2 separate regions of the Homo sapiens genome follow, and region 1 is linked to region 2. Evidence: read pairs that join two places in POLR2A ChIA-PET (ENCODE). Cell type or tissue: PC-3. All regions are shown on one strand. Each heading gives the region's core, and the rest is flanking DNA. Links, peaks and the distances in the headings are about the cores only. Region 1 overlaps CEP112 (centrosomal protein 112). Region 2 overlaps CEP112 (centrosomal protein 112).

Evidence for each region. ChIA-PET counts read pairs that join two places held together with the same protein. Peaks named below come from ENCODE experiments on the same cell type or tissue, not always from the same donor. Only the 100,000 strongest peaks of a DNase experiment are listed, where the experiment ranks them.
Region 1: POLR2A ChIA-PET joins it to region 2 with 6 read pairs; 3 of 35 experiments call an interaction of 5 or more read pairs at or near these places.

The regions. Positions count from the first base shown.
Region 1 is chr17:65,841,371-65,856,816 of GRCh38, reverse strand. CEP112 (centrosomal protein 112) reads left to right here. Exons shown (of 27, transcript NM_001199165.4): 21 at 4,783-5,013. Among named protein-coding and RNA genes, the nearest start is that of AXIN2, 290 kb to the right of the region's middle. RefSeq lists an enhancer at 760-1,959. In PC-3, for the core only: no CTCF peak of the experiment used is centred there; a DNase peak (open chromatin) is centred at 6,146; H3K27ac peaks cover 2,186 bases.
Region 2 is chr17:65,675,459-65,690,904 of GRCh38, reverse strand. CEP112 (centrosomal protein 112) reads left to right here. Exons shown (of 27, transcript NM_001199165.4): 24 at 1,687-1,776. Among named protein-coding and RNA genes, the nearest start is that of AXIN2, 120 kb to the right of the region's middle. In PC-3, for the core only: no CTCF peak of the experiment used is centred there; a DNase peak (open chromatin) is centred at 6,074.

The DNA.
Region 1 (15,446 bases), core at 4,145-8,144, 170 kb before region 2:
ACTTTGATTTACATTGACAGAGATTGAAACTCGATTTGGGATGGTCTCACTGCTTTTGGAAAACTAACATTTTTGCTCATTTTTTAAAGATTTTCCTAGTGGGCACAATGTATAATATTTGGTTGGTAGTTACACTAAAAGCCCAGATTTTACCACTATGCAATATATCCAAGTAACAAAACTGTACTTATGCTCCCAAATCTATAAAAATGTATGTATTTTTTAATTTTCAAAAAAAGACATTATGGACTTATGGCTTTTGGATGTTAACTTTGTACTAACCATAGTGAAAATTAGGGGATAGAAACGCACAATAACAAATTAATAAAGTACAATAAATATGTACTCTTCCTTAAGAGAAATTCTTAATACTTTGAGATGATACAGTATGTGATAAAAAGCAGACTTTCAAATCAGCTTGAGCTTGGATAAAATCTTTCCAATTCTATTTTTCTCAGACTCTATTATTTAGATGTTGTCACTTCCTCTGTCCTCCACAAATATTAGCTTTTCTTTTACATTTTCTGTATTATTATCTTTCTCTGCTGCCTCCCAGGGAGTTCTTCAATCTTACCATCCTTCCAATGCGCAATTCTATTCTTTGGCTTTAGCTAACTTGCTCTTTTTCCTATCATTTTCACTTTTTCCTTCTTCTATGACATTAATTGCAGCTTCATGTCTGTAACTTCTTCCATTACACTTTTCAGTATATTAAGTATATATATATTACTATTTGTATGTTTATTATGGACTTTTTTTGGAGATAAGATCTCCTTCTGTCACACAGGCCGGAGTACAGGGTATGACCACGGTTCACTGCAGCCTCCTGGGCTCAATTGATCTTCTTTCCTCAGCCTCCTGAGTAGCTGGGACTACAGGCACACCCCACCACACCTGACTCATTTCTGTATTATCTGTAGAGAAGGAGCCTCACTATATTGCCAAGGCTGGTCTTGAACTCCTAGGCTCAAGTGATCCACCTGCCTTGGCCTCTCAAAGTGCTGTGATTACAGGCATAAGCCAACACACCCGGCCTATTACGCACTTAAAAAATTCTTGTTTCATCTGTTCCAATTATACTGCTTCAGATAATATATGTTATTTAGGTGTCTCTTTTTGGTAGTAGTTTTGCTCCTCAGGTTTATTTACTTTGGCCAGGGAGCCCATTTTCCCCTGGGACTATCAGATATCCTGACTGGGGAAGAGCAGAAGCCCACCTTTAGTCCCTGACCTGTTGGATGAGCTTATAGAAGGACAAGATTATGAACCCCAAGACAGAGCCCTTCATTGCCGTACCACTCCCTTTCACAGTTACTTCATCAGGAAAACCTGCTGGTCGGGAATTTACCTAAGCTCCTGGAAGTGAGTGTCTAATGACTGAGTCACTAGTCCTGGGAGTTTGGAGGGAAGCCTTTGGAAGGGGGAATACCCAGGAAGTTCAGAGAAGTCTGTGCCTGTTTTCTTCAACTCCTCACCCAAGGAGGGCTTTGCTTTCCTTGGTATTGACTGACTGATGTCAACACTATGTTGAGTTCTTGCTCCCAACATGGTAATGGAACAGATATGATTTTACCTGGCTACAAAAGAGAGAGACAAGAGCAGAAGGTAAAGCATTCCTGCAACCCACCTTCTTACAGCGGTTTTCTATTATTTTCTTCCCCAGGCTGTACCCCCTTAGGACTGTCTTTATTCCACCCAGGAGCTTCTCAAAATTTGCTTTTGTTATGTTTATTATTGTTATAGTTATTAGTATCTCAGATTCATGCTTCCTGTGCTTTCTCCAGGATTGATTTTGGGGAAGGGAGCCAGCAACCCATCCTTGTCTGCCATGTTGATATCCCTGAGCTTTTTTTTAAAAAAAGAATGTTCTGCCTCCCAAACACATAACTGTTGTCACTGCTAAAGTCTATCTGTTTTTAGAAGATGTATCCTCTATTTCAGAATCTGATTGCATTGACTATCTCTTCTCTTGGGTTCAAAAGAATCATTATAAAACAAAGAACAAAAGGTAAAAGACTGTTTTCACGGACAATTGATCCACAGCTGATTATTGATACACAGATATCAATCTATGAAATAGAGAAACAAATAGATGTTAAAACAGTGCATAGATTTCCTGAAGAAAAAATAACTAATTTTTCCACTACAGGTTTACAAGGATCAGCCTTTTATATAAAGTCCTCTCACATATTCCTTTGGGACTAGTTCAAGTAAGCTTTTCTTAGAAAGGCAGGATAAAAATGGGACATCCTATCACCTCCAGCCTCGAAGGCTCAGATTTATTACTATAAAGCATTTTCTTTCCTCTAACACAAATGTTACTGTTCTAGATGTCTTTTCCAGTCTAGTGTAGAGAGGCCACAGGGTTAATAGTTGAGCTAATGTATACTGAACACAATCCAAAATAAGATGCCTGGTGCAAAGTAAACACTCAAAATTATAGCAATTATTATTTATCATGTAGAAATCACAAAATTGTTAAAATTAAAAATTGGATGAATATAATATTTATATTGAAAATGAAATAATTCTTGTAGATATTTTGACCAAAGCAACTTCTCATCATTTAGCTTTGTATTCTTATTCCCAGCATCATAATGTGACATTTGGATTCCTGTCACTTTTTTATTTTTCTGGTTTCCAGTCAAGGAAATGTTGGTTTAGGCTGTGCTTGTTGAACATACATTAGGCATGAAATGAAACATTTATCATTGTGTTTTGGGAAATGTTGCATTGCTGGCTAATGTGTTAGTGGCAGTAAGTAAGTGACAGAAGATTTCAACTATGTAACAAGCTTGATATGATAGGCATGTATAGGATATAGCACTGAAAACTGTAGAAAATACAGCATAGACATTTCTTAGCAATCATACATGAAGCTTTTAAAAAATTGGCTACATAACTTGCCATCAAACATTCTCAAAATTTGCAAAGAATTAATGGGAGATAGACTACATTCTTTGGCCACAGTGCAATTAGAAGTGAATGACAAAACAATAACCACTGAAGTCCATTTCCTGAGTTTAATGGTGTCCCTCTCAAAATTTCCTGTCTACACAGAACCGGAAATAGAATTTTTTTTTTTTTTTTAGATGGAGTCTCGCTCTGTTGCCCAGGCGGGAGTGCAGTGGCGCAATTTCAGCTCACTGCAACCTCCACCTCCCAGGTTCAAGCAGTTCTCTGCCTCCGCCTTCCGAGCAGCTGGGATTACAGGTGCCCACCACCATGCCCAGCTAATTTTTGCATTTTCAGTAGAGACGGGGTTTCACCATCTTGGCCAGGCTGGTCTTGAACTCCTGACCTTGTGATCCACCCGCCTCGGCCTCCCAAAGTGCTGGGATTACAGACATGAGTCACTGCGCCTGGCCGGAAATAGAATTTTTGCAGATGTAATCAAGTTAAAATTAGGTGATGCTGGATTAAGGTGGGCCCTAAATCCAGTATGACCAGTGTCCTTATAAAATACAGCACCACAGAGACACAGACACCCAGAGAGAACAAATCCATCTGAAGACAAAGGCACTGATTGGAATGATGCATTTACACACCAAGGCACAGTGACTGTCAGGAAATACCAGAAGCTAGGAGACAGGCATGGAACAGCTTCTCCTTCAGAGTTTCCAGAAGGAACCAACTCTGCCAACACCTTGATTTTAAGACTTCTAGCCTCCAGAACTATGAGAGAATAAAATTCTGTTCTTTTAAGCCATCTAGTTTGTGCTACTTTGTTATGGCAACCCTGGGAAACTAATATGTCCCATATGCTTGGGAATTAAGAAACATACTTCTAAATGGTTCATAAGTCAAAGACAAAAATTATAATGGAAGTTAAAAAAGTATTTTGAACTAAACGATAATGAAAATACCACATATCTAAACCAAAGAGATGGAACTAAATCAGTATCCAGAGAGACATTTGTAGTCTTACATTTATAAATCAGAAAAGAAGAAATGATAAAAAATAAATGAGTTAAGTATCCAAAATAAGAAGTTAGAAGAAAGAATACAAAATAAACCTTAGGAAAGTAGGAAGAAGGACATAAAAATAAAAGCAGAAATCAATCAATAAAAAGTAAAAATCCAATAGGGAACACTGGATGAATTTCAGGAACATGATGATGTTGAATATTTGAAACAGCAAGTTTCAGAAAAATACATGTAATATTCCATTTACATAGAAATTAGAAACAAGTAAAACTAAACAATATGTTGTTTAAAGATCCAAAAGTATGGTAAAATGTTCCAGGTGGTATTTGCCTCTGAGCTAGGAAGGAATGACATGGGAATATGGAATGAAGGAAGTAGAGGAGGGAGGGAGGGAGGGAATGAGGGAGGGAAGGAAGGAAGGAAGGAAAGGGAGGGAGGGAGGGAAGGAAGGAAAGGGAGGGAAGGAAGGAAGGGAGGGAGGGAGGGAGAGGGAAGGGAGGGAGGGAAGGAAGGAAGGGAAGGGAGGAGGGGAGGGGAAGGGAAGGAGGGAGGGAGGGAAGGAAAGGGAAGGAAAGGGAAGGGAAGGGAAGGGAAGGGAGGAGGGGAAGGGAAGGAGGGAGGGAGGGAAGGAAAGGGAACGGAAGGAAGGAAGGAAGGGAGAGGGAAAGAGGGAGGGAAGGAAGGAAGGGAGAGGGAAAGAGGGAGGGAAGGAAGGAAAGAAGGAAGGATGGAGTGCAATCTAAGCTTTCTATTCCATATGTTCATATTTCATTTATTGGCCTTTTGCCCATTGGTTCTTCTTTTGTGACTTCCCTATTGATATCTTCTGCCCATTTTTCCATTTTTAAAAACAAGGTTATTGCCGACATGGAGGCCCAGGTTCACAAGTTGAGAGAAGAATTGATCAATGTGAACTCACAGCGGAAACAGCAGCTGGTAGAGCTTGGTCTTCTTCGTGAAGAGGAAAAGCAAAGGGCTACAAGGGAACATGAGATTGTCGTCAATAAACTGAAGGCTGAATCAGAAAAGATGAAAATAGAGCTGAAAAAGACTCATGCTGCTGAGACAGAGATGACACTGGAAAAGGTAAGATATTTAACTAGTTTTTTAATAGGCAGTTGAAATCCATGTTTAAAATCCATTGCCACCACCCTTATATTTAATCTCCAAAAGGTAGTAGACATGGCATTACTCTTTAAATGTATAAACTCTTCAGTCGAGGAATTTAAGTATCTTGCTCCTATGTCTAAGTACCAGTAAAATAATCTAGGGAATTTCCTAACTTTTCCCTTGGCTTTCATGGAAGGGATTATATGGAATATCCTATTCCATAGTAATTAAATACACGTTGTAATAAAGTGATATTATAATATTGTCCAATATTATTTTGATTAGAAATACTGGGGCTGTATCCCTAAATTTTCCTAAATGGGACTAAGTTTCAGATCTTCCCTCAGTTGTCTAATAAGCATTTCTAGATTTTACAGCTTTTTATAACAGTGTCACATAAATGATGACTTATTTTCCCAGGTTGATATTTCAGTCGAGATAAGAAAAGTCTTTTTAGAAGTATATATTATTGGAATAAATGTCAATATAATGTTTACACATTTTGATTGGACTTATATTAAAGGTGCAATCTCAAATATTCTTTCTTTTGACGTTCAGAAAAAGTATAACTATTTTAGTCAGGTACTAAATGTGAATTGCTGTTTCCAAAATTGCCTCTTGAGTTTCTTAAGACCAGTCTTTATCTTGGGAATGAGAAACTTGCAAAGGGTAACTTAAGAATCATCTAAATTTTGTTTAATTTCTTTCCACCTATCCCTCTTCATCTTCAAATAATGTTGAGCTTTTAAAGAGTATGCAATACCATACTAGCCATTACTACATTGATTTTACATAGACTGAGATCCTAAGGTACTTGCTTTATTGTACTTTAATTAATTTGAAAGTCAGATTTCAGCAGATTTGGCCCTTGATAGCATAGCTATGAACCCAGAAATAAATAGGAAAAAGGACTGTAAATAGGCAGGAGTGAGCCTGACTTCTTGGCAGAACAGCAGGGAAAGTGGTGTGTCTGGAAATGATGAGTGAGAAGAAGAGGGAAAGTGATGAGGCCAGAGAAGAAACCTCAGGGTGTGGGTCCAGGTCACGTAGGTCTGAGTAGGCCAGTGAGAGGGCTTTGCTTTGACTCTCTATGAGTAGAGGAAGTTGGCAGATTTTGAGCATAGGAGTGACATGATTTGACTCACACTTGAATAGGATGTCATCATCTGCTGTGCTGAGAATAGACTGAATTGATGGCAAAGGAGGAAGTAGAGAGAACAGTTAAAACGCTGTTGCAAAAATATAGAGGAAAGGTAATAGAGAGCTGGGTCTAGCCAATAGCAATGAAGGTAGTAAAACCTGATCAGATTTGGGATATGTTCTGAAGGTAGACCTGACAGCATTCACTGTTGGTTCGTGGAATATGCTGGGGGGTGGGAAGTAGGGTGGAACAGTCACGGGCAGCACCAAGGCTATTTTCCCAAGCCAGTGGACAGATGGAATTCCTCTTTGCCGAAAGGAAGAAGACTACAAGACCAATAGGTTGGGCCTCTCGGGACATGTTCAGGCTAAGTGGGATGTTAGTGATAATTCCCTCACAGCAGGATAAAATAATAATGTCTCGATGCTAAAATATACAGTTCAGGAATTAGGGAAATATTCTTTTTTTTTTTTTTTTTTTTTTTTGAGACAGAGTCTCACTCTGTCGCCCAGGCTGGAGTGCAGTGGCATGATCTCGGCTCACTGCAACTTCCGGCACCTGGGTTCAAGCAACTCTCCTGCCTCAGCCTCCTGAGTAGCTGGGATTATAGGCACCCGCCAGCACGTCTGGCTAATTTTTGTATTTTTAGTAGAGATGGGGTTTTACCATGTTGGCCAGGATGGTCTCAAACTCCTGACTTCGGACAATCCACCCAACTCGACCTCCCAAAGTACTGGGATTACAGGCGTAAGCCACCGCGCCAGGCCAGGAAATATTCTTATATGGTATAGTCTCAGACTTTGACAATAGCAGATAAAAGAGAGACTGATGGAAAGGGAAAGTGGTGTTGCCACTTATCTTTTCTGTTAACTCTTACACTCACTTCACCTTGGCTTCAGTCAACTCTTCTAGCAGTTCAAAGTATTTCTAAGTAAATGTTCTTAAATAGCACAGATACCTGTGCACCTTGATTTAAGAAAATTGGATATGCCAAAGTCAGACATATAACACATCCAATTTAGGCCGTAATTTTCCTGCATTATATATTCACATTCCAAATGCCTCTTTTTAATAGGAGATGAACTTCGTGAAATGTAGGTTTATACGTGATGCTAATTTACAGGGTAAAGATAATTTAAAAATTAGTATTAGAAACCTGAATTTTTATATTCCAGAAAGGCATTATCCCAGGCACTGTGGGTATATAAAAAACAGGGGAGGGGGCCACTGCCCTCAAATAGAAAAATAATAGTGACTGCAAGAAAAATACTGCAAGTACACTACACAGATAACTATAATGCAAGACAGTGTGAATTTGGGGAAAATCATTTTCTGCTGAGGAAATCGGGAAAATTAATTGGGAGAGATGTTACTTGAATGAGACATAAGTAACATAAGTAGGATTTTAATTAGTAGATATGTTGGATGGCATTCTAAGTCAAAAGAATAAGGAAAGCAAGAGCAAACAAAACCGTTTCCATGACATAGAGGTTGATCCAGGGGAGAGCTAGCAACCAAGCTAAGATAGCTTCAGGATCATCGAAAGTCTCCAAAGCTGTGATAAGCATTTTTGCTTCATTGGGTAAACAGTGAGGAGTTGCCAAAGGTTTTGGGGAAATGAAGTGTCAAGATTCCAGTGATTCTTAGGAACATCATCCTCTTGGTGTTGGCAAGATGTGGTAGCAGCAGCAGGAGGTAACAAGGACTGGATTAATCCAGGCAGGAGGTCCTTGAGGGCACAGCAGATGTGCGTGAGAAGGCAGTGAGAGTGTCGGCAGTAGCAAGGGGACAAAGAGGACATTTGAAAATCATCATAGAGATAGCACTGATTAGGTTGGTTAAATATAAATCGATCAGGAATGTAGAAGTTTCTGGTCGGAGGAGGAGGAAGCTGAACTGAGTTAAGAACATGTGGAGTTTGAAGTGACACTACACTTTCCCTTGCTGTTGAAAGAATGCTTCTGGATATCCCAAGAGCAGGCAGGATTGGAGACAAACAGCTGTGGGAATCACCCACAGAGAAGGCCTGGCCAGTGGCCTTGAGAGTGAGTGGGACTGTTAAAGCAAGGGGGAAAGAGGCAGGGAGGGAGGGAGAGAGAGGGCAACTGTGAAGGAAGAACTTAGGGGTACAGCTCCATTTGAGAGGCCAGGGAGGAAACAGTTGAAGAAGGGTCACGAAGGTAGAAGGAACATGAGAAGAATGCATTTTTATGGAAATAGAGGAAAAGACTATTTGGAAAGGGGGATTGTCAAGAATGTGACCCAAACTCAGGAAGGATGAGGGTTGAAGAAAGGTCACTGGATGTGAAACCACAAAGTCATTGATGATCTTGGACAGTGCGCTGAAAATGATTGTGTGCCCAGAAACAGGGTTTCAAAAGATAAGTCTGGAAGTGGAAGTGAGGGAACATCCTGTTGTTTGGGAAAATACGATGTTAAAAGAAAGATGTAGTTCCAAAGAGCAGCAGGAGTTAAAGAGAATATATTTTGGGGCTGAACATGGGTTGAGCATTTTGAAGTACACAAAGGGACTAATGGAGAGGAACAGCTTAATGACGTGAAGAATCAGAGATCATTGATGGCTTGTGATCTGTGAGGTGGTGCAGGTGGGAATGGCATCCCCAGCACAGACGCAGCACAGGCCTACCTCAGCCCTCGGCTACAAGGCTGCAAGGGTCCATTGGTCTTTTCCCAGAATGTGCCACACTCTCCCCTGCCTCCAGGTCTTTGCAGCTGCTGTCACCCTCTTCCAGAATGCTTCTCCACATGATTTTTTCAATGGCCAACCTCCTTGACATCATTCTACACTCCTCAGAGCATCCTTCCCCGACCTTTTCATCCAAAGTCTGGCCTACCTATGCCACCTTTTTTTGTCCCATTGTCTTCATAGCTCATAGCATTACCTGAAATCATCCTTTTATTTGTTCGCTTGTTTCCTCCCACCCACTAGAACATAAGCTCTGTTAGCAGGACCTTGTCTAGCTTGTTTACTTCTGTACCACCAGTGCCTAGAAAACCCAGCTCGGGGCAGGTGCCCTCCGGGTATGACATGAATGAGTGACAGGAGGCATGACCTTCACCAATGGAGGAAGGAAGTCAAGCATTGGTAAAGATATAGAGAAGCTCTCTGACAAGACTTGAAAAGACCTTGTAGCTAATAGCATCTGTATTCTTAGTAAAGAATCAGAGTAGTCTGCTTAGGTGAGGAGTTTCAAAAAAAGCGAAACAGGCTTCCAGCTGAACAGTGGAATGCCTTGGAAAGGAAGAAGATATAAGGGAATTTGTTCCTATAGAATTGGAGTTCTGCAGGTAGAGGAGGGAGCATGGGTATCCTGCATCTGGAAGAATGGAATGCTCCTGGATTGAAGTGAGAACACAAGGGATCCCAGAATTTAGAAGGGAGGTTTGAGGACAGTTCTTTTAGCTGACATGGGTAGAGGTACTGAGATGAACCAGAATGGAGGGACTTGTTGACAAAAAGGGAGAGTCTGGGGAAAGGGAAGACTCTCTTTTACATAGGCTGGTGTTGAGTGCGATGAGTTCGGTTTTTGTCCAGTTGGTGGAATTCACCAACCTCAGAGTCCATATGATGATATCTAAATGCTGTGCTCACATCGAGTAATTTGTATTTCCAATGATTGATATTTTTACATAAATAGTCAAAGGAGTTTAGCATTTTCAAATGCAGTAAAGACCTGGACTCCGAATTCCCTGAAAGCAGGAAATATTTGTTTCTAATGCCCCAGGAGCTTGCATGGTGCCTTACACACAGTAAGCACTCATTAAATATTAAGTGAGTGAATAAAAGAATGATAATCGAGGCGGGCGAATCACAAGGTCAGGAGATCGAGACCATCCTGGCTAACACGGTGAAACCCCGTCTCTACTAAAAAATACAAAAAATTAGCCAGGTGTGGTGGCGGGCGCCTGTAGTCCCAGCTACTCGGGAAGCTGAGGCAAGAGAATGGCGTGAACCCGGGAGGCGGAGCTTGTAGTGAGCCGAGATTGCGCCACTGTGCTTCAGCCTAGGCAACAGAGCGAGACTCCGTCTCAAAACAAAACAAAACAAAACAAAACAAAAAGAATGATAATCTACTGAGAAATTCAAGATAGCCTCTGTGCCTGGTCATGTGAATAAACTGTTATTGATTTATCCACATTTGATCTCAAATCATTATAAATACTTTGGGTAGGATATGATACATCTTTGTATTCAAATATTTATATGTTCTTTTAGTGTTTTGATTTCCTTCATATCACTTAATAAGTTAAAAACATAGCATTAATCTTTATTGAGACATACTTTGAATTTTTCTACACAAATTTTTTAAAATTTGAGTTTTTACTGTGAGTTTGAATAAAACTAACAAGCTGCTGATTCTTTTGTGAGTCTGTTATGTCATTCTGCCAGTTGCTTGAACTCTTCTCACAGTATCTTTTTAAGTTGGATGTTTTTATCGTATTTAAATAAATCTGAAATTTAAAATATTTGCCAGCAGTTTAAAACCCAGTCAAGAATTCAGAGGTTTAGAAGTTCATTTTCTATCATTGAGTATAAAGTTGAGGTTCAAAGAGGAAAGGACAATAATACCAGAATAATAAATAATCTCAGTGTGACATTCTATATGGGTCTGTGTTGTTTCAGTAGCACTTACGATGTTAAGGTTATAAAAGAATTCCTAAGTCCACATCCTACCTGAGTTTCTGTCAGCAGCAATTTAGACCCAAATGATATCTTCAATGATTTTGAGTTAAGAGAAACATGAAATACCTCCACAAGGTCAAAATGCTTCAAATAAAGAATCCAAGAGAGTAAATGATTGACATTTTGCAAAGTGAAAGCTTCTTTTGTGGCCTTTTAAAATCTTTTCAAACCTAATTGAAACAAAGTCCATAAAATATGAACTTTTGAAAAATTAAAGAACATTACTAAGTGATGATAGTGTGTAATTTTCAGAAGTTTGATTAAACTTTGGTATCTAAATTGGACAATGGTTTTAGAAACCTATTCAGCTATTTTAAAAATAACCTTCCTTGAAATAGAAGATATTTTAGAAAATAGGGAAAGTGGAGAAAGGTGTAAAATTCCCTGTTCCTACCACCACTCAGATATAATAGTAATAATTTAATGTATATGTAAAATAGCCATACTAACTTAGCTGCCCAAGATCAAACTAATTAATTTGATCTCTTGCTTTTTAAAGCATTATACTAAGAATATTCCAATGTCATTTGAAATTCTTTGAAAATATTGTTTTCATTGTTTCATGATATCCTGTTTTATGGGTATAACAAATTTTGTTTTGTTTTGTTTTTTTTGAGATGGAGTTTTGCTCTTGTTGCCCAGACTGGAGTGCAATGGTACAATCTCGACTCACCACAACCTCCACCTCCCAGATTCAAGTGATTCTCCTGCCTCAGCCTCCCAAGTATCTGGGATTACAGGCATTGTGCCACCATGCCTGGCTAATTTTATATTTTAGTACAGACGCAGTTTCTCCATGTTGGTCAGGCTGGTCTTGAACTCCTGACCTCAAGTGATCCACTCGCCTTGGCCTCCCAAAGTGCTGGGAGGACAGGCGTGAGCCACCTCATCCGGCCTTTGATATAACATAATTTTTTTTTTTGAGACAGAGTCTTGTTCTGTCGCCAGGCTGAAGTGCAGTGGCACAATCTCGGCTCACTGCAACCTCTGCCTCCCAGGTTCAAGCGATTCCCCTCCTCAGCCTCCCTAGTAGCTGGGACTAGAGATGGGCGCCACCATGCCCGGCTAATTTTTTGTATTTTAGTAGAGACGGGGTTTCATCATGTTGACCAGGATGGTCTTGATCTCCTGACCTCGTGATCCGCCCACCTCGACCTCCCAAAGTGCTGTGATTACAGGCGTGAGCCACCACGCCCAGCCAGATGTAATTAATTGTGTTATTTCTTTATTTTAGAACATTTAGGTTTTTTTTTTTTTGAGATAGAGTCTTCCTTTGTAGCCCAGGATGGAGCCTGATCTCGGCTCACTGCAACCTCTGGCTTGCGGGTTCAAGCGATTCTCCCGCCTCATACTCCTGAGTAGCTGGGACTACAGGCATGCGCCACCACATCCAGCTAATTTTTGTATCTTTAGTAGGGACAAGGTTTCACCATGTTGACCAGGCTGGTCTTGAACTCCTGACCTCAGGTGATCCGCCCACCTTGACTCCTAAAGTGCTGTGATTATAGGCATGAGCCACTGCACCCAGCCAAACTTTTAGATTTTATTTTAATTGTTTAATGTGGAGATTGGCATCATCATACATAAACTTTTGTTGACATTTTCAATTTCAATTTTTTTAGGTTAAAATCCTAGTAGAATTAACAGGTCAAATTGCATTTCAGAAAGTTTATACTAATGTATATTTACTTCAGTAGAGTATCTACTTAGTCTGTAGATTTATTAGTAGTTTTACCTAATTTGTAGTACATGTTTGTGAAAAACAGTTGTTTTAATTTGTATATTTAAGTGTGAGAGATTGAACATTTACAATGGATTTACCTGTTATTTATTTATATTTCATTTTCGGGAAATTGCCTGTTCATGTCTTTTTCCAGTTTTTCTTCCTTTAGGGTCCTAATGTTTTTCTCATCAGCTCATCTAATAAACTCCTTTTATATTTAGAATGATAAAACCCTTATCTTTGTGGCAAATATCTTTGGCATTTGCCTTTTATGATTTAATTTTATGATACACAAACATTTTATTTAAATTTCGTCTAATCTGTTCATCTTTTCCTTTGTAAATTCTCCACTATAAATAGTTGTTTTCAGCTTCATGTTTTGATATTTATAAATATACCAACACATCAAACGTTTTCTACAATGTGCTCTACTCAGTAAAAGGCTCTTAGCATTTTGACATAGCATTTACCAGCTTGGGTTCCTGGTCTGTAATTTTAAGTGGTGTCTGAAGGATTATACTGGAATTCTGCCAGCCTGAAATCATGAAAAGGCTTTGAGCAACAATTCAGCATCTTTTTCAAATTTAAGAAAAGCTCCATATGGCATAATTATTCAAAGTTAAGGTCATAGAAACTACTTAAACCTTTAAAATTTATAATTAAAGGATTAATATTAACTTATGAAGACATTGTCATTTTGGCTTAAGATGGATTTCCAACCTCACTTTTGTTCTTTTTACTTTTATCTTTTCCATGACTTTTTCCTTTGCTAAAAAACGTGAAGTTTTATATCCTTAAACTTTAAATTAAATGTTATCCTCAGGTTAGAATTATAAAATTGATTGGCCAACAATATCCCGTATATTTTTTATTATGTTCCACAAATATTGGTGAACCTAAAGTTGTCATTTTCCTCTGGATATATAAGCTATAGCCTGGTGTAATAGATAATGGCACCTGTAAATATAACAATAATTTAATTTACCAGGTAAAAACATACACAAATAACTTGGAAAACTTAGGATGTGTACATAATTTGAATGCGATGAATTGGTGTTCATTTATATGAAGGTTTATATTAATGTGCTTTTGAATGACCTAAATTGTAAAGCTTTCTTGACTATGACAGGGGTTATAATCTTGTCTTATACAAAAACTAACACTTTTTATAGGATAATTTTTTTATTTCAACTTTTTAGATTCGGGGGTACATGTGCAGGTTTGTTACATGGGTATAGTGTGTGATGCTGAGGTTTGGAGTACTATTGTAGGATAAGTATTTAAAGAAATAAAAAATTAAAAAGCCAAAAAAAACCTTAAAAAATAATTATTGGCATAATTAAAAAGAAAAACTAAGACTTTTGTTGTTACTTTGACAAAATACACAAATCAAACCAAATCAAATATTTTAAATGTATTTATGTATCTCCTATGTAACAAGAAGAAATTGATGTTCCTTAGACCCTTTTTTACATGAGCCCCAGCTCTCCTACTTTATCTGGTTTGTATGTGAGGCACTCGTATCACAGTGAGTCCACTAAACAAGTATTAGAATAATATCTGGAGCATCTGTTTATTAACAAAATAAGCAGGGGTACCTATCATCATTAATGCTTGAGTATTTACATGTTCAAAGGTCTATCATCCTTACCTGAGAGGGACTACAAAGCTCAATGTCAGTGTGGAGTCATGGATGTAGATGGAAATAGACTGCTCCCTTCTCAATGGCTTTCACAGTTTCCCGAATAATCTTTTCCTCTTTCTCCCTCTGCCTTCTGCTGCACATTAAAGAGCACTTTATTTTCTGGCAATCCAGGAGAGCAAGTCAATAGCTTAACTTCAAAGTCTAGTTGTCTGAAGCTAGAAAACTATGTTTTACTTGGAGAAAATTAAAAGAGAGTATATTTTATGTTAAGGTTATTTGAAAATAAAACCTAGAATTATAAATGAATTAGTTTAGTTTTAAAGTAGGCATTTAAAAATTACAAGATTAATCCTCCTTTGTCCTTCTGTAGCCTAATTTTTAGTATTCTAATAGAACCATTAAAAATTGGAGTTCTGTATTCCTCAGAGGTTATTGATTTTGTCTTTTTGGATGCCCTGTGATGAAAAAAATTCTATTTAGAATAAATGAAAATGCCTTAGATCAATACAGCAAAAGACAGTGACTCGACTTGGGAAGTTATTGAAAGTAGAAGACCTTATTTGCTATCATCAAAGTTTTATATTTAAATGGAGAGAAGTGGAAGTGAGTAAAATAAGCAGATATTTGTGCCCTAAGTCTCGTGTGTGTGTGTGTGTGTATGTGTGTACACACACACACAGTTTAGGTCTGGGGGGACTTTTTTGGTTTGTTTTTTGTTGTATGTGTGTTTGTTTATGATTAGTGCTGATAATTATGCAAACTTTTAAAAAATTTATGTTGATATGTAAGAATTGTACATATTTATCAGATGTATGTGAGATTTTTATACATTCTTGCAAAGTGTTGTGATCAAATCAGAAAAATTAGGATATCTAACACCTCAAACATTTATCTTTTCTTTCTGTTAAGGAGATTTCAAATCTTTTTTTCTAGCTATTTTGAAATATACAATAAATTATTAACTATAGTCACCCCACTGTGCTGTCAAATACTAGAACTTCTTCCTTACGTTTAACTGTATTTTTGTATTCATTAACCAACCTCTCTTTATGTCTTCTCCTCTTTACCCTTCCCAGCCTCTGGTAACTGTCATTCTACTCTCACCTGCATGAGATCCACTTTTTTAGCTCCCACATATGAATGAAAACATGCAATATTTGTCTTTCTGTGCCTGGCTTAATTCACTTAACATAAT
Region 2 (15,446 bases), core at 3,837-7,836:
CAGCACCTGCTCCCCACCCCCCAGCAACTTCCTGTCTATCTCTGGGCAAAATCTAAAGCCTTTGACCTGCAAGACTCCACGTAACCTGATGTGACTTGAACCCTGTTATGTCCTTGACTTCACTGCTGCTGCTTTGATCACTCTCAACAGTGACCTTATGGCTTCCACAAACATACCATCTCGGAGTCATTCCACATGCAGTGGCTATTGCTTGGAAGGCTCTTCCTGTGGAAATTTACATGTGACTTGCTCTCTCTTGTCCTTCAGGTCTTCGCCCAGCTGGGCCTTCTTGGACCATCTATTTAAAATCTCAATCCCCTCTTCCTCACACCACTCCAGAATGTCCCCTTCCCTGCTTTATTTTTCTTCTGCACTCATCACGGTTATATAATACACTTACTGTTTGCTTATTGCCTACCTCCACCCCATTATAATCTAAGCATGTGAATGCAAGGATTTTTTTTTTTTTTTTTTTTTTTGAGACAGGGTCTCATTCTGTCACCCAGACTGGAGTGCAGTGACACAATCATAGCCCACTGCAGCTTCAAACTCCTGGGCTCAAGTGATCCTCCTGCCTCAGCATCCTAAGTAGCTGGGACCACAGGTTTGCACCCCCACACCCAGCTAATTAAATTTTAAAAAATTGTAGAAAAGATCTTGCTATGTTGCCCAGGCTGATCTTGAATTCCTAGTTTCAAGTGATCCTCCTGCCTTAGCCTTTGAAAGTGCTGAGATCACAGATGTGAACCACTGTGCCCGACCGGAGTTTTTTTTTTTTTTTTTTTTTTTTTGGTCTGTTTTCTTTCATTGCTATGTCTAGAGTACCTATCGTAATTCTTGACACACAGCAGGAACTCACTAATATTGACTGGATGAAATGAATTTTGTGAATTTGGCACCTTTGCTGTTACCACCCCATGCATTCTGCTCACTGTAACTTTCCATGTAGTATTTCTGTAATTACATTGGATTGTTTGAATGGACAATCCAGTGTCATTATAGAAATAGCACATGGAAACTACAAGTTCTTTTTCTAGTTCATCTCTTTACTTAACATAGTAATTGATGCAGTGGTAATTATTGGTCTTTGTGGTTTCCATTTCCCATATTAACCTGAATGCTATTTCAAACAGCTACTTGGCAAAGGAAAGAGTTCACCTCTTTCCATTTCTTACAAGTTCCTCAAGTTCCATACCATCCTCTCTGACTTTATAAAGAAATTCCTTTAAGGCTGCTATAATTTACTCAAATTATCATAATATAATTTTGAAAAATGTTATGCTGGTCAGATATTACAATTCCTATCCGTCACAATGATATTCAGAGTGTAAGTGTACATTGCAGGTGTCCTGAGGGAGCCATTTTCATTGCAATAGTGTTATGCTTTATTACATATGCTTTATTACATGCTTGTGGTTCTGTGCTGGGAATATGAGACATTTTAATATATGATTGACATCTGCCAATTTGTCTATTTTATAACTTTGGAATTTTTTATACTAGGTATTCTTAAAGCAGAAAACATCTTGGCCTGACACACAAAAGTCTGGTATTGTTTGCCTGAATGCTTTGGAACAAGAGTAATAAACTAGAGATCTGAGGCCTTTTTAGTGCCAGTTCATGGTGTAGAACTATTTTTCCAAGTGTGCTAATTATTAATGATATCTTTATTTTATACCGTTTCAGGTTTTACAAGATGAATTAGAAAACCGTTCTAATCAGGTGCGATGTGCAGAGAAAAAATTACAACACAAAGAATTGGAGTCACAGGAACAGGTACCCTCTCCTTTACTATTTGACTCTCTTGTTTACTTTCTCTAGGTCAAGAAGTGTGTGCAGCCAGGTGCAGTGGCTCACACCTGTAATCTCAGCACTTTGGGAGGCCGAGGTGGGTGGATCACCTGAAGTTAGGAGTTCGAGACTAGCCTGGCCAACATGGTGAAACCCTGTCTCTACTAAAAATACAAAAATTAACTGGGTGTGGTGGCAGGTGCCTGTAATCCCAGTTACTTGGGAGGCTGAGGCAGGGGAATTACTTGAACCCGGGAGGCAGAGGTTGCAGTGAGCCGAGATCGCACCATTGCACTCCAGCCTGGGTGACAAGAACAAAACTCCGTCTCAAAAAAAAAAACAAGTTTACACATTGCCTGTTTCAGTTAAGATGCTTTGGGTGCAAGTAACAGAATATCCCACCCATGGTTCACATAAAAAATAAAGCAATTTATTACCTCACAGAACAAGAAGTCCACAAGTAAAGCATTCTCATGACTCTCCCTCCGGTGCTGGCTTCATTCTAGAACCAACTTCAAGATGGCTGCAGCAGTGCCAGGCATTCTGCCCAGATCTGCACTATTCGGAGGCAGAAAAGGGCTGCCAGTTTCTAGGGCCTAATGAGTAAGGAAATCTTTCCTGGAAACTACCCCCTCCCTTTACATGTCATTGGCCAGAGAAGGTCACATGCTTAGCCTGGCATACCCAGTCCCTGGCTAAAGAACTGAGTATACAAAACTAGCCTAGAATAATCAGGACCCACCTGCTGGTGATGAAACTGGGAGAAGAATGAAAACTGGAACAAAAAGGAGGGGAAATGGAGTGTTGAGTATGCAGCCAACAGTGTCTGCTATGTCATCATTTCAAAATAAATGGATATTATTTTGCTTAGAGGCATAAATCACATTTTCTTTTGAATTTTAGTTTTCTCCTTTTTCTTTCCATTCTTTTCAAAATAATGTAATATAACCCAGAATAGTATGGCTGTGACAATAGCTAATGACCTATTTTATTTTTAAATGACAGCATTATTTTCACCCAACTCTTCTGGTTATAATAAATTACACTTAGTGGTAATTTTGACAATTTAAACTAAAAAGTCAACATGTATCACTAGAGACCATGAATCTTGATGAAACCCTTTATAAATGCATTGCCCTCAGCTGTTGAGTGTAGCGTTGCTAATATTGATCTAAGTGCCACCAATCCATTATGTACAGAAACAGTCATAGGAATTGACAGATGTTTATACATTGGTTGTAAAACTCAGTACAGGAATATTGGCATATTATATTAGCTTATTCTGAATTTGGGGGAAGGGAAAACACAAAAGTAAGGCTGATAGGGAAGGTTTTCTTTTCTTCTTTAATCTCTGGAGATGTTTACAAACAGGATCCCACGATAGAGGATTGTACAAAATGATGAAAGTAAGCACCTAATAGATGCTGACTGTTAATACTTACTGAATTGACTTGCCTTCCTATAATTCCTTCCTACTCTCTAATGAACTCTGTGTCATATGTATATCACATATGTATGTACATATCATGTATATGAGATGCATAAATATACATATATACATATACGTTTTATATAATGTCTATGTAATACACCCAACAATAGGATAACAAAATAGAATAATACTAGAATAAAAAATTAATAATAACTAGGCCGGGCGCAGTGGCTCACACCTGTAATCCCAACACTTAGGGAGGCCAAGGTGGGCGGATCAACGAGGTCAGGAGTTCGAGACCAGCCTGGCCAACATGGTGAAACCCTGTCTCTCCTAAAAATACAAAAATTAGCTGGGCGTGGTGGCAGGTGCCTATAGTCCTAGCTACTCAGGAGGCTGAGGCAGGAGAATTGCTTGAACTGGGGAGGCGGAGGTTGCAGTGAGCCGAGATCACGCCACTGCGCTCCAGCCTAGGAGACAGAGCAAGACTCCATCTCAAAAAAAAAAAAAAAAAAAAAAAATTAATAATAACTATACCTTATCAAATGCTGACAAGATGACAGACACTGTACAATAAATGTTACACATACTGGTTCATTTAATTTTCACAATAACCATGTAAGATCAGTATTATCATCTGCATTTTGTGAATAGCATGCCAAAATCCAGAGTGATTAACTCATCCAAGATCACACAGCAGTAGATCCAAGATCACACAGTAGTAGAAGAGTATTCAGATCCAGGTTTATCTGAACTCCAAACTTTTGCTCCTTCCATGACAATTTTCAAGTTACATATCTAGCAAATAAAAAAAAAACTGGATAGCAATGATAGAGAAAGTAAACTTATCAAGGATGGCAGGCAAACAGACATTGTATTCCTGCTTCCTGGTAGAGGAGCAAATGCCATTGACTTTCCATGGGCAGAGAAAAGCAACGAGCAAAGGAAACACAAGCACAGCACACTTGCCCATCGTGTGCCAAGTCAAAGAGATGAAAATGCCTCCTCGGATGGGAGCATGGATTTGTTCATGTCAAATCAGCAGGTCTAATTGTCACTGAAGGTCAACTGAGCCCCATCCTCTGTAGATGATGCTTGTAATTAAAAGAAGAAGAAGAGACAAGCTTCTTAAAGGCAGGAAAAGGTGCTCCCTGGAGGACTGGGGCTTCTCTAGTTTGTGGTAAAATATGACTTAAGGTAAAACTTTTGTTGACATCAATTTAATTCATGGCAAAACTTCACACAGAAAATTCCATAATATATTGAGAGTAGGGAAATTAAGAAATCCCAAATGAACAATAGAGAAGGATTCAGGAACTACTTTCAGTCTTTTTTTATTGACTTCTTTTTGATCATCAAAGTTACTTTCATCTTTGTAGTGACAATAGCTTTTTAGAATATTTCTTACACTAATTCCTGATATCTTCTATTAGGCTACAGTTTACCAAAGAAATGTCAGGAAATACCCATGGGTAAAGCTGAATATTTCATAATCTTTGTAACCAAGAGATGTTGGGTTCTTTCCACAAGGTCCTAGGATGTAGCTGAAAAAAAAAAAAAAAAAAAAAGCCAGTTGTTTCAATTAAACTGCATAACAAATAATAGATATTTAACAAATACTATTCATCCATATTTAACTTAATCTTTTATCTAAATTTGACCTATGTCCCCCTTTAAATCTGTGACACTAACACAAGTAGTCAAAAATAATTAGAATTAGGCTGGGCACAGTGGCTCATGCCTGTAATACCAGCACTTTGGAAAGCCGATCACCTGAGGTTAGGAGTTTGAGACCAGCCTGTCCAACATGGTGAAATCCTGTCTCTACTAAAAATACAAAAATTAGCCAGGCGTGGTGGCGGGCGCCTATAATCCCAGCTACTTGGGAGGCTGAGGCAGGAGAATCGCTTGAACCTGGGAGGTGGAGGTTGCAGTGAGCCGAGATTGTGCCATTGCACTCCAGCCTGGGCGACAGAGCAAGACACCATCTCAAAAAAAAAAAAAAAAAAAAAAATTAGAACTATTGTCACAGACACTTTTTAGGATCTGCTAAATATGAGTTTACTAAGGATATCTAAAATGTTGAGATTGTTACATTATGAATGTATTTTTCACTGTTCATCAAAGCAACTTCAATAACAGTAGCTAGCCTCACATCAGCCAATCGAACAACTAAAATGTGTTTGAAACAGCCCCTGAGGACTATCTTCTCTTTCTTTTCAAGCAAATATTGTTATCCTGATACTGGTTGCATTAAGGAATCAAAATTGAAACTGGCAGAATTACAAAAGACAATCCTAAGCTGCTTTTTTTAACTTGCTTGCTTTAAAAATGTTTAAATGGTTTCTGGTTTTCATTTAAGAAAAATGTCTATGTTTTGATTCTATAAAAACAAGAAATGAATGAGGCATTGTAAAAGTTATGTTTTTAATTAAAAACCAAAAGCTGCTTCTCATCAGGTCTTGATGGGTGGCATCTTTGCTGTCCACCACATGCCTTGGTGCCACCAACTCTCCCTTCTGTCCCCTCAAGCGGACAGATCAGCACACAGAGTCCCCAGGGAAGATGTGCTCATTGTGGGGCACAAAGGGTTAACTTTCTCCTTGGGCAGATTCAAGAGAAATAACACCAATAGAATCAGAAAATAAATTTTCTAAGTCAGCTTTACAAAAACGTGATGTTTTCTCTAATCAATAAACAGCAATTTAAAATCACCATTATTTTTATTCATAGGAGGAGGTAATAATTTCTAATTCCAGTTTATTCTGAGCAAGAACCCCATAATTTCATCAAAGAAGGGAGATCAGAGCTTGAGTCAGACTTTTTCATTGTGCAAAGAAACTGAGTCATCAGGAAGGATGTGACTTCCCTAATGTACAACACACTAGTGGCAGACCCAGGGTAGGTCTGTAAGTGGTCTGCTTACTCCCAGAATATTATTTTCCACTGCGTTAAACACTGCGTAAAATGGATATATGCCATCTGTCACTCGGGTGCAGGTACAGATTAAAATATTTTGGGTAAAACTAAAATTCACTTAGTTTCATTATTCACAATGGGGAGCAAACAATGTTTCGTTATTCACAGTGAGACTAGATAATTTGGTTTGATAAATTATAGAAAAGAAAAGGAAGAAAATAAATAGTCTAAAAGTTTTCTTGTTATTCTTAACACTGTGTAAAGCATGTATTTATAACAAAGACACCAAAAAATGTCAGATTCTAACATACCAATCTGTGGATATTAACATACACAGAGCAAAATTCCCTGCTTCAAACTGGCTATCTTAAAATTTGAAAGTATGAATAGCTTTAATTACATTGATCACTCAGTTTCCCAGAAGGATATTTTATTAAACAAATTAGTGAGAAAAAAACAATACTTTAGAGATGTTCTAATAAATAAAATACAATGCTGAGTGTTTCACAGGAGACTCAGTCTTTTTTTACTCAACATTTTATTCTTTTAACAGGTGTATTTTGCTAAACAGTGTTAGGTCTGAGAAGAAACGAAGATGAATAAGTTATAGATTTTGCCCTCAAGGAGTTTACAGTCTGATAGAGTAAATGGGATGTGTATAAAATGTAGACCCCAGGTGTGGAATGGAAGTTGGTTTTGTTTTTGTTTTTGTTTTTGTTTTTAATGATGGAGTCTCGCTCTGTTGCCTAGGCTGAATGCAGTGGCACTATCTTGGCTCACTGCAACCTCTGCTTCCCGGGTTCAAGTGATTCACCTGCCTCAGCCTTCCGAGTAGCTGGGATTACAGACGCCCACCACCATGCCTGGCTAATTTTTGTATTTTAGTAGAGACGGGGTTTCACCATATTGGCCAGGCTGGTCTCGAGCTCCTGACCTGGTGATCTGCCTGCCTCGGCCTTCCAAAGTGCTGGTATTACAGGCCTGAGCCACCGCACCCAGCTGGAAGTTGGTTCTTTTACTAAATGGCTTGGAGGCTCAGAATCACAATATGCAGAAAGAATGCAAGCACTGGTCCTTCCTTCCGTCTTCCCTGATCCTATGGGAAGGAAGGAGAGGATCTTTAACCAGGAAGAGGTTAGGGTCCCACTGCCTAGGCAGTGTGTGGCACTTGCTAATTTGGGGTTGTTTCAAGAGCTTGCAGCCCTCCGGGGAGCCGGGTCCTTCCAAAGCTGTTCGGCAGGAATCAGCATTCTGCCAGCCTTCTCTTGAAGGCTCCTGGCTTCTACCTTGTCTTGCTGTCTTGGGTTGCCCCCGGGGTCCTCTTTGGTTTTCTGCTCAGTATTTTTTTGCAGCCAGCTGGTTTAGTTGTAAGTCTCATCTGGTTTTGCAAGCATTAAAGGTCTGGACTGTGCAGGCACAAGTGACTCATAAATTATTTTAAAATAGCTAAAAGTCACACTTTAACATTTCGATCACAGCTTTGCAGCAACCAACTTCATATTTAAGGCCTAGACACATCAACTAATTTAGGAGAGACACTAGTGACCAAAGACGGTCTCCATGGTAATTGTGTGTGTTTAGGGGTTGCAGGGTGGGGAAAGAGGTTCCCTCGTGGGCTGCAGAGTCCCAGATACCCTCACCAAGGCACAGGGAGAGAAACCAGAAGAGGCTTCAAGGACTGTCGTGATCTAGTGGGAAAAGTGCTGCTGGTTCTCAGTCCACCTTTGTCACTACTAATCATGTGATCATGGGTAAGCCACTCAACCTTTCTGGATAATGGATTCCTAATCAGTAAAATGTTAGTAAAATATCTTCCCACAGGGTTCTTGGGAACATCAAAACAAGATAAAGTGTGTAAAAATACTTCAAAAACTATCAAACATCATAGAGATGCAACGTGTGTGATTATAGTTGTTTATAGCGGAGAAGGGAACATCTGGCCTGGGCATTAACAGAGAGGAAGGACATTCTAGTTAGAGGGCAGAGTGAAGAGCAGAACATGCCGAGTGTTCAAGGGACATTGAGTAACATCTTGGCCAGAAGGTGTGATATCAGTGAAGAGGAAAACAAGACCAGAAAGTTCGTTTTGTTCATTTCATCCATTAAAAAAAGGGAAGAGGGATCATTTGTTACTGAGTGTCTACTCTTTATTGAGCGCTGTGTTGTGTGTCAGGACCAGCAGCCAATTCTGGATGGAATGCTGAGCAGTTCAGTCATTCGTTAGAAAGCAGTTGTCAGCAATGGGGGACTTTTTCTTTGCTGGGGAGTGCTAGATGACTGAGGTTATATTTTACAAAGATTAGTCCAGCAGGGAAGATGAACAAGAAATGAAAGGAGACCAATTCAGAGGTTATGGCCTAAAATTCACATCACTGGTCACAAGAGAAATACGGAAGGCTTGAGCTGGATATTGTCAAAAGGGGTAGAAAGAAGAGGGTAAATGTGAAGATGCATTTAAAAGCAAAAATTCAGGCTGGGCGCGGTGGCTCATGCCTGTAATCCCAACACTTTGGGAAGCCGGGGCGGGTGGATTACGAGATCAGGAGCTCAAGGCCAGCCTGACCAAGATGTTGAAACCCTGTCTCTACTAAAAATACAAAAATTAGCTGGGCGCGGTGGCAGGTGCCTATAATCCCAGCTACTCAGGAGACTGAGGCAGGAGAATTGCTTGAACCCGGGCAGCAGAGGTTGCAGTGAGCTGAGATCACACCACTGCACTCCAGCCTGTGTGACAGAGTGAGACTCCATCTCAAAAAAAAAGAAAGAAAGAAAAGAAAAATTCAGGCCTGGCGTGGTGACTCATGCCTGTAATCCCAGCGCTTTGGGAGGCTGAGACAAGCAGGCTGCTTGAGCCCAGGAGTTCCAGACCAGCCTGGCCAACATGGTGAAACCCTGTCTCTTAAAAAAAAAATTGCAAAAATATTAGCCAGGTGTGGTGATGTGCACCTGTAGTCCTAGATACTCAGAAGGCTAAGGTAGGAGGATCCCTTGAGCCAGGGAGGCAGAGGTTGCAGTGAGCCAAGATTGCACCACTGTACTCCAGCCTGGGCTACAGAGAGAGATCCTGTCTCAAAAAAAAAAAAAAAATTAAAAAAAGGAAAAATTCACAGAATATAGAGATTTAGAGAGTGGAAGAAAGGAATGTGTTGAAAATAATGCCTTTTTAAATTGATAAGCTGGTATATAGTGGACAATGACACTATCATTTTTTTAGATGTTGCATCCTAGATGCTAGCAGGAGGACATTCATTTGGAGGCATTTAAATGAAAATCTGAATCCAGAAGTCAAGAAAGAGCCCTAGGACTTTAAGCATGTCAGAGTCGTCTTGATGCAGATATAGCAGAAGCCCAGAATGTGTGGATAATATTGACAAAGAAGAGCATAGAGGGATATAAGAGGGCCATGAGCAGATTGGTAGGCAGGGTCACAGCCAAGGGACCAGAGAAGATAGAGGAGGATGCAAAGAGGATTGAAAAGGAATGGGCAGGAAGAGCAGAGCCAGGAGAATTTAAAGGCAGGAAAACCAAAGAGAATTTCCTACTAGACATTATGCCCCTTAGGGTAAGGACCCGATCTGTCATCTTCATGGCATCCACCAGCGCTTGTTGAATTGAATCACTCTGTAAGGCCTTTGCTTTCCGGAGCCCCTATCCTCAAAACAGCCCTGCCCACCTGATGTCCCACTTTTATCTATCTGTGCCTTTGCAGCACTTTCTGTGGCCCCCTGATATGGTTAGACTTTGTGTCCCCACCCAAATCTCATCTTGAATTGTAATCCCCTGGTGTTGAGGGAGAGACCTGGTGGGAGGTGACTGGATCATGGCGGGCAGTTTCCCCCATGCTGTTCCTGTGTTAGTGAGTTCTCACAAGATCTGATGGTTTTATAAGAGGCTCTTCCCCTTTGTCTCACTCACTCTGTCTCCTGCCGCCTTGTGAAGAAGGTGCCTGCTTCCCCTTCCGCCATGATTGTAAGTTTTCTGAGGCCTCCCAGCCATGCAGAACTGTGAGTCAATTAAACCTCCTTTGTTTATAAATTACCCAGTCTTGGGTAGTATCTTTATAGCAGTGTGAGAACGGACTAAAATGCACCTCCCCGCCCTCCGCATTAAAGCTTTTTCCATCAAACTCCCTCAGTAGGTGGTACACTTTGAGGGTGGGACCTGAGCTGGGACTGTGTCATGTTTATCCTTGTATCCCAGCGTTTAGCCCAGCATCAGGCCCAATGGTGCTCGGTGAATTAATGGGAGGAAGAAGGACGGGATGGAAAGAGGGAGAGGGAGGGTGACAGATGGAGAGAAGGAGGGAGGAAGAATTAGCAGCATCACAGGCCACAGGGACTTTGAGGACGAAGAGTTCCAAAAGTTGCTGAACTTGGGTACTGATCACAGGCCCTTGGTATTGGGCCTCCTAAACATATTCTAAGTGACTTTTTCTCAGTGTATTCTTGTCTAGACTTTTATCAAAACAAATATTAAAGATATTCTTTTATCATTTTCATCCGGGGTGGTCATTTCATCTGGTAGGATCATTCATGGCTTCTCTGGGCCCTCAGCTATTCCTCAGACATTATAGCACCAAAAAGCATTCACAGGTCAGGGAAAGATGAAGAGAAAGCAAAATGCCAGTGCCCTGCCCGTGGCACCCACCTTTCTGCTCTCCTCTAAAACAAGACAGATTTTTCTTTCAAATCTCTCCTATAAGAAGGCCAAAGCAGAAAAGACACCAAAAAAGTCCTTGATTTTTCTCTATAGATGAACTTAGCATTCTGCTGATTCCTTCCTAGGTCTCTGGGTTTTTAAAGAATAAAACTTGGTCCCTTTAGTATAAGTAGCTTTCGGGTAATATTAGACGACTCTGGAAGCTCCTTAGCTCCTTCCGCCTGTTATACCGTTACAACTAGTATCATTTGTATTCCCAAAGAGTTGATTTGCCTCCCACAATGCCCAGTGATCTATCCAGGAGTAGCATGGTTATTAGGAGAACCAAAATCAATAAACTTAAAGCTTTCAGTGGATAGCACTGCTTATCTTTAAACCACCTCAGTCATCATCAAGGGTAACCAACAAATCTATGGAGTCACAGGCAGCCTTAAAGAAGAAGATGCTATAGAGACAGAAAATCAATTGTGCAATAATTGTGACAATTGTTAAAAAGAATTGGTCTTCTACAGATTTCCAAGCCTTTAATTTTCATTTTCCATAAAGGATTTTAAAACTTCACAGTCTTAGCTGCTGTTGGCTAACTCATCTGCAGTGAAGTCTATTTAAAAGTACTAACAACTCAAAGCTATGTTTCATCCCAAAGCACGTTATGAAAACAGGAATTGCAACAGAAATGTAATTCAAAGACTTTTATTGACTTTTCATGTTTAATGGTTATTATTCTGGTTTGTTTCGAGTAATTTTAATAACCACAGTTTAATTACAAAATTCAGACTAATTCTTTTGTTCCCATGCCAACAAAATACATTTGTTCCCAGACAGCTGGTATGATGCATCATTCTAAGACTTGTTATGAGAGATAGAACCACATGTAATTTTGGCCACATGTTATTCTCCGTGACAGTTTGAACACTTGCCTCTGTTTTCTGAAAAAAAAAAAAAAAAAAAAAAAAAAAAAAAAAAAAAAAAAAGCTTGAACCACAGTGTCAAGGACATTAGTATTTTTATTAAATACACATCTTATCAAAATATTTCTTATAAATCAGTTATTCTAATAGATTTTGGTGGCAAAGCGCCAAAGCAAGTCAAACACTTGTACCCAAAACCCTCACTAAAAACCATACACAATGATTGCAATGCCATTTTTAAAGGATCACTTAAAGCACTCTTCTGGTGTTAACGTGCTCTGTTTCATCTTTGCTTTCTTGAGATTCTCTTTGTTTTTAACCTCACTGGGCTGAGTGTGCTGCGGGAGGAGAGAAGAGGCAGGATCCTCTATGTGCTTGCTGCATGTTTTTAATCCTGTGCTTTGCTGACATATCAAATCCACGTGTCAGCAAAGCACCGACTGCATCACTGCAGCTGTTTTTCCATAAAGCATTTTCTACATTGTTGAAGTGGCTCTTCGTCCCTGCAATGAATACTGACGGATGACGAAGACCACGGGGAGGGCCGCAGGAGCACACAGATCTCTGACCTGGGACTGGAGGGTTCAAAGCCAGGCTTTGCCTGCCTTGGGGCTGGGTCTCATCTTCTATTCTTAGAATGGAGTAATGTTGTGGTATAGTCTCATGTCTTTTCGTTTAATTTTTAAGACAGTTTTGGCTTTCATTTTAGCCTTATTAAAAATTATGTTTTCGATCAAGACATATGATTTACTCCAAACAAGTAAATTATGGAGGCTCTTAAAGAATAAAATAGAAGAAACTTAAAACCAAGATGTGTTCTATCCCACCTTTTAAAATTGGTGGGCAAGCAGAATAGAATTATCAAGTATTAACCTGGGTGATCAAATATAGTTTCCCAGGAAGATAGAAAGGAATATATATGTTTATGTTCCCACAGTATTCTATCAAGGCTTCCTGTTCTGACAGCTACTAAGCACTGAATTCATAGAATTCAGTGAACAGGTAGAAAGAGAAAGTAGAGATCAACACAGTGATGTTAAAAAGAGGGTGGGGTTGAGTCAGCAGAGAGAAATGTTTGATGACTACTGATTGTGCTTGTCATGTTTGGAAAAACGTATCAAACATTCCGAGGGGCCACTTAACTTGCAGTTCCTTTTTTTTACTATAGTCCAGCCCTTTTTCTGTTGAGAAAGGGCTATTTTGAGGTAGAAGCAATTGCAATTGTTTATTGGCAAACAAATGAAAAAGCAGAGATTTATTTATTTATTTATCTTTTTTGGAGATAAAGGTCTTGTTCTGTCTCCCAGGCTGGAGTGCAGTGGCGCAATCTTGGCTCACTGCAGCCTCTGCCTCCCGGGTTCAAGCTATTCTCATGCCTCAGCCTCCTGAGTAGCTGAGATTACAGGTGTGTGCCACCACACCTGGCTAATTTTTGTATTTTTAATAGAGACCTGGTTTCACCCTGTTGGCCAGGCTGGTCTCGAACTCCTGACCTCAAGTGATCCACCCACCTCAGCCTCCCAAAGTGCTGGGATTACAGGCGTGAACCACCACACCCAGCCGAAGTAGAGATGTTTTAAAGGTACCAGATGTACGTCAGTTTAAACTAGAAACAAGGAAAGAAAGTTGATTTTTCAATGCAACAGACAATTCAGAAGTTTAAAAGGCCATTTAAATGTATGTTCCATGTAGATATCCTGTTGGATTTATATACAAAATTAGAAGGCATAGTTCCAGTAGAAAAAATATATAGTTAGAAAGTGTTCAAATGCATGTAACTTATTGAATTAAATGAAAAACTAAGAATTAGTAAAGAATATAATGTAATTGGCATCATTTAAATTTTATTAAGTACAAAGTTTGTTTTGAATCCAGCAACTTAATACGTACTTAGCTCTCAGTATATACAAATAGCATAGAAAATGTGGTTATACTCTAGGAACTTCTATTATAATAAAGGAAAATAAATAGTTTAAAGATCCTTTTTAGGTTTTGTATGTGAGATTTACAGACAGGTTTATTCTAAAATGGTGAGAAGAAATAGGAGGTAAAGAGCACGCTGACAGCCAGATTGTCCAGTTTTTTATTATTAATAAGAAGGAATTTGCAATCTGTTTGTCTTGGCCCTGACAAACTTATTTGGGGGGCTCTTCTCAGCTCAGTTAGGTAGCAGCCATGTTGGGAAGGGCACAGATATCATGTTCAGATGCTTGTCCTGTTTCTTAGGGTTGATAATCCAAGGGGTGGTGCTCCAGGCCAGGCTCCCCCAGTTGAAACCAGAGCAGCAATTTATCTTATTTTTCTACTCTTCAGCTTAAGATTTTATTTGCCTGAATGCCCTGAAGAAAGAATGAAAAACTAAACCGAATGATCCCAACTGCTCCATTCAGCATATAAGATTTTGAGGCTTTGTGTGATTTCATAAACAGGAAGGTAAATGAGATGGTATATCAGAATGTGCCATGGTAACTGAATGAAGCTCAGCGTGAACTCTTACTGTAAACTCTTTAGACACTTTGAAACTTCAATTCACCAAACATTTACTGAGCACCTACTATATGGCCTGGATATACGTTGCTGAACAAACCGAATGAAAATCTTTGCCCTTGTGAAGTTTACATTTCAGTGGTAGGTTCTTCTGATTTCTATATAAATTTTAGACTTGGTTTGTCAATTTCTAATGTCTTCCAGTCATTACTGTGAACATAGTATATCCCTCTACTTTATTTAAACATTAATTAATTTTTCTGTTTTACATTTTCTATGAAGATATCTTTAACATCTTCTGGGTGGTAGGATTTGCTCCTATTTATTTAACACATTATAATGCTATTTTTAATGGCTTCTTTTTTTTTTTTTTCTTTTAAGACAGAGTCTCACTCTTTCACCCAGGCTGGAGTGCAGTGGCATGATCTTGGCTCACTGAAACCTCCGCCTCCTGGGCTCAAGCGATTCCCCTGCCTCAGCCTCCCAAGTAGCTGGCACATGCTACCATACCTGGCTAATTTTTGTATTTTTAGTAGAGATGGGGTTTCACCATGTTGGCCACACTGGTCTCAAACTCCTGACCTCAAGTGATCTGCCCACCCCTGGCTTCCCAGAGTGTGCAGTGCTACGTGAACCACTGCGCCTGGCCTTAAATGGCATTTTTAAAAATTGCATTTTCTCACAGTTTGTTGCTGACATACTGAAATACAATTGATTTTGTATAGACTGCCTTCATCACAGTAAGGAATTTTCTTTCTATTCTTAGTAAGAGTTCATTTTCCATTTTTAAAATCACAAGTAGATGTTGAATTTTCTTAAATGCCTTTTCTCCATCTTTTGAAGTAATCATATGAATTTTGTTTCTTATTCAGTGAATGCAGTAAAATTTACAGGTTTATTTTCTAATGTTATTGATATAATAATATTAATAATATAATAATATTGCATTCATGGAATTAATCCCATTTGTTATCCCTTTTTTTTAACCTGTAGATGGATTTTGGTCTACTAATATTTTGTTTAGGATTTTTGCATCTATGTTTCTCAGGGATATTGGCCTATAGTTTTCTTTTATTATAATATTCTCATCGGATGTTGGTGTTAAAGTTTGCTGGCCTCATAAAACAAATTATTCTGTCTCTGTTTTCTGGAAGAATTTGTATCAAGTTGATAGTCTTTCTTCCTTTAAAATATTTGGGGTACCGAGCATGGTGGCTCACACCTGTAATCCCAGCACTTTGGGAGGC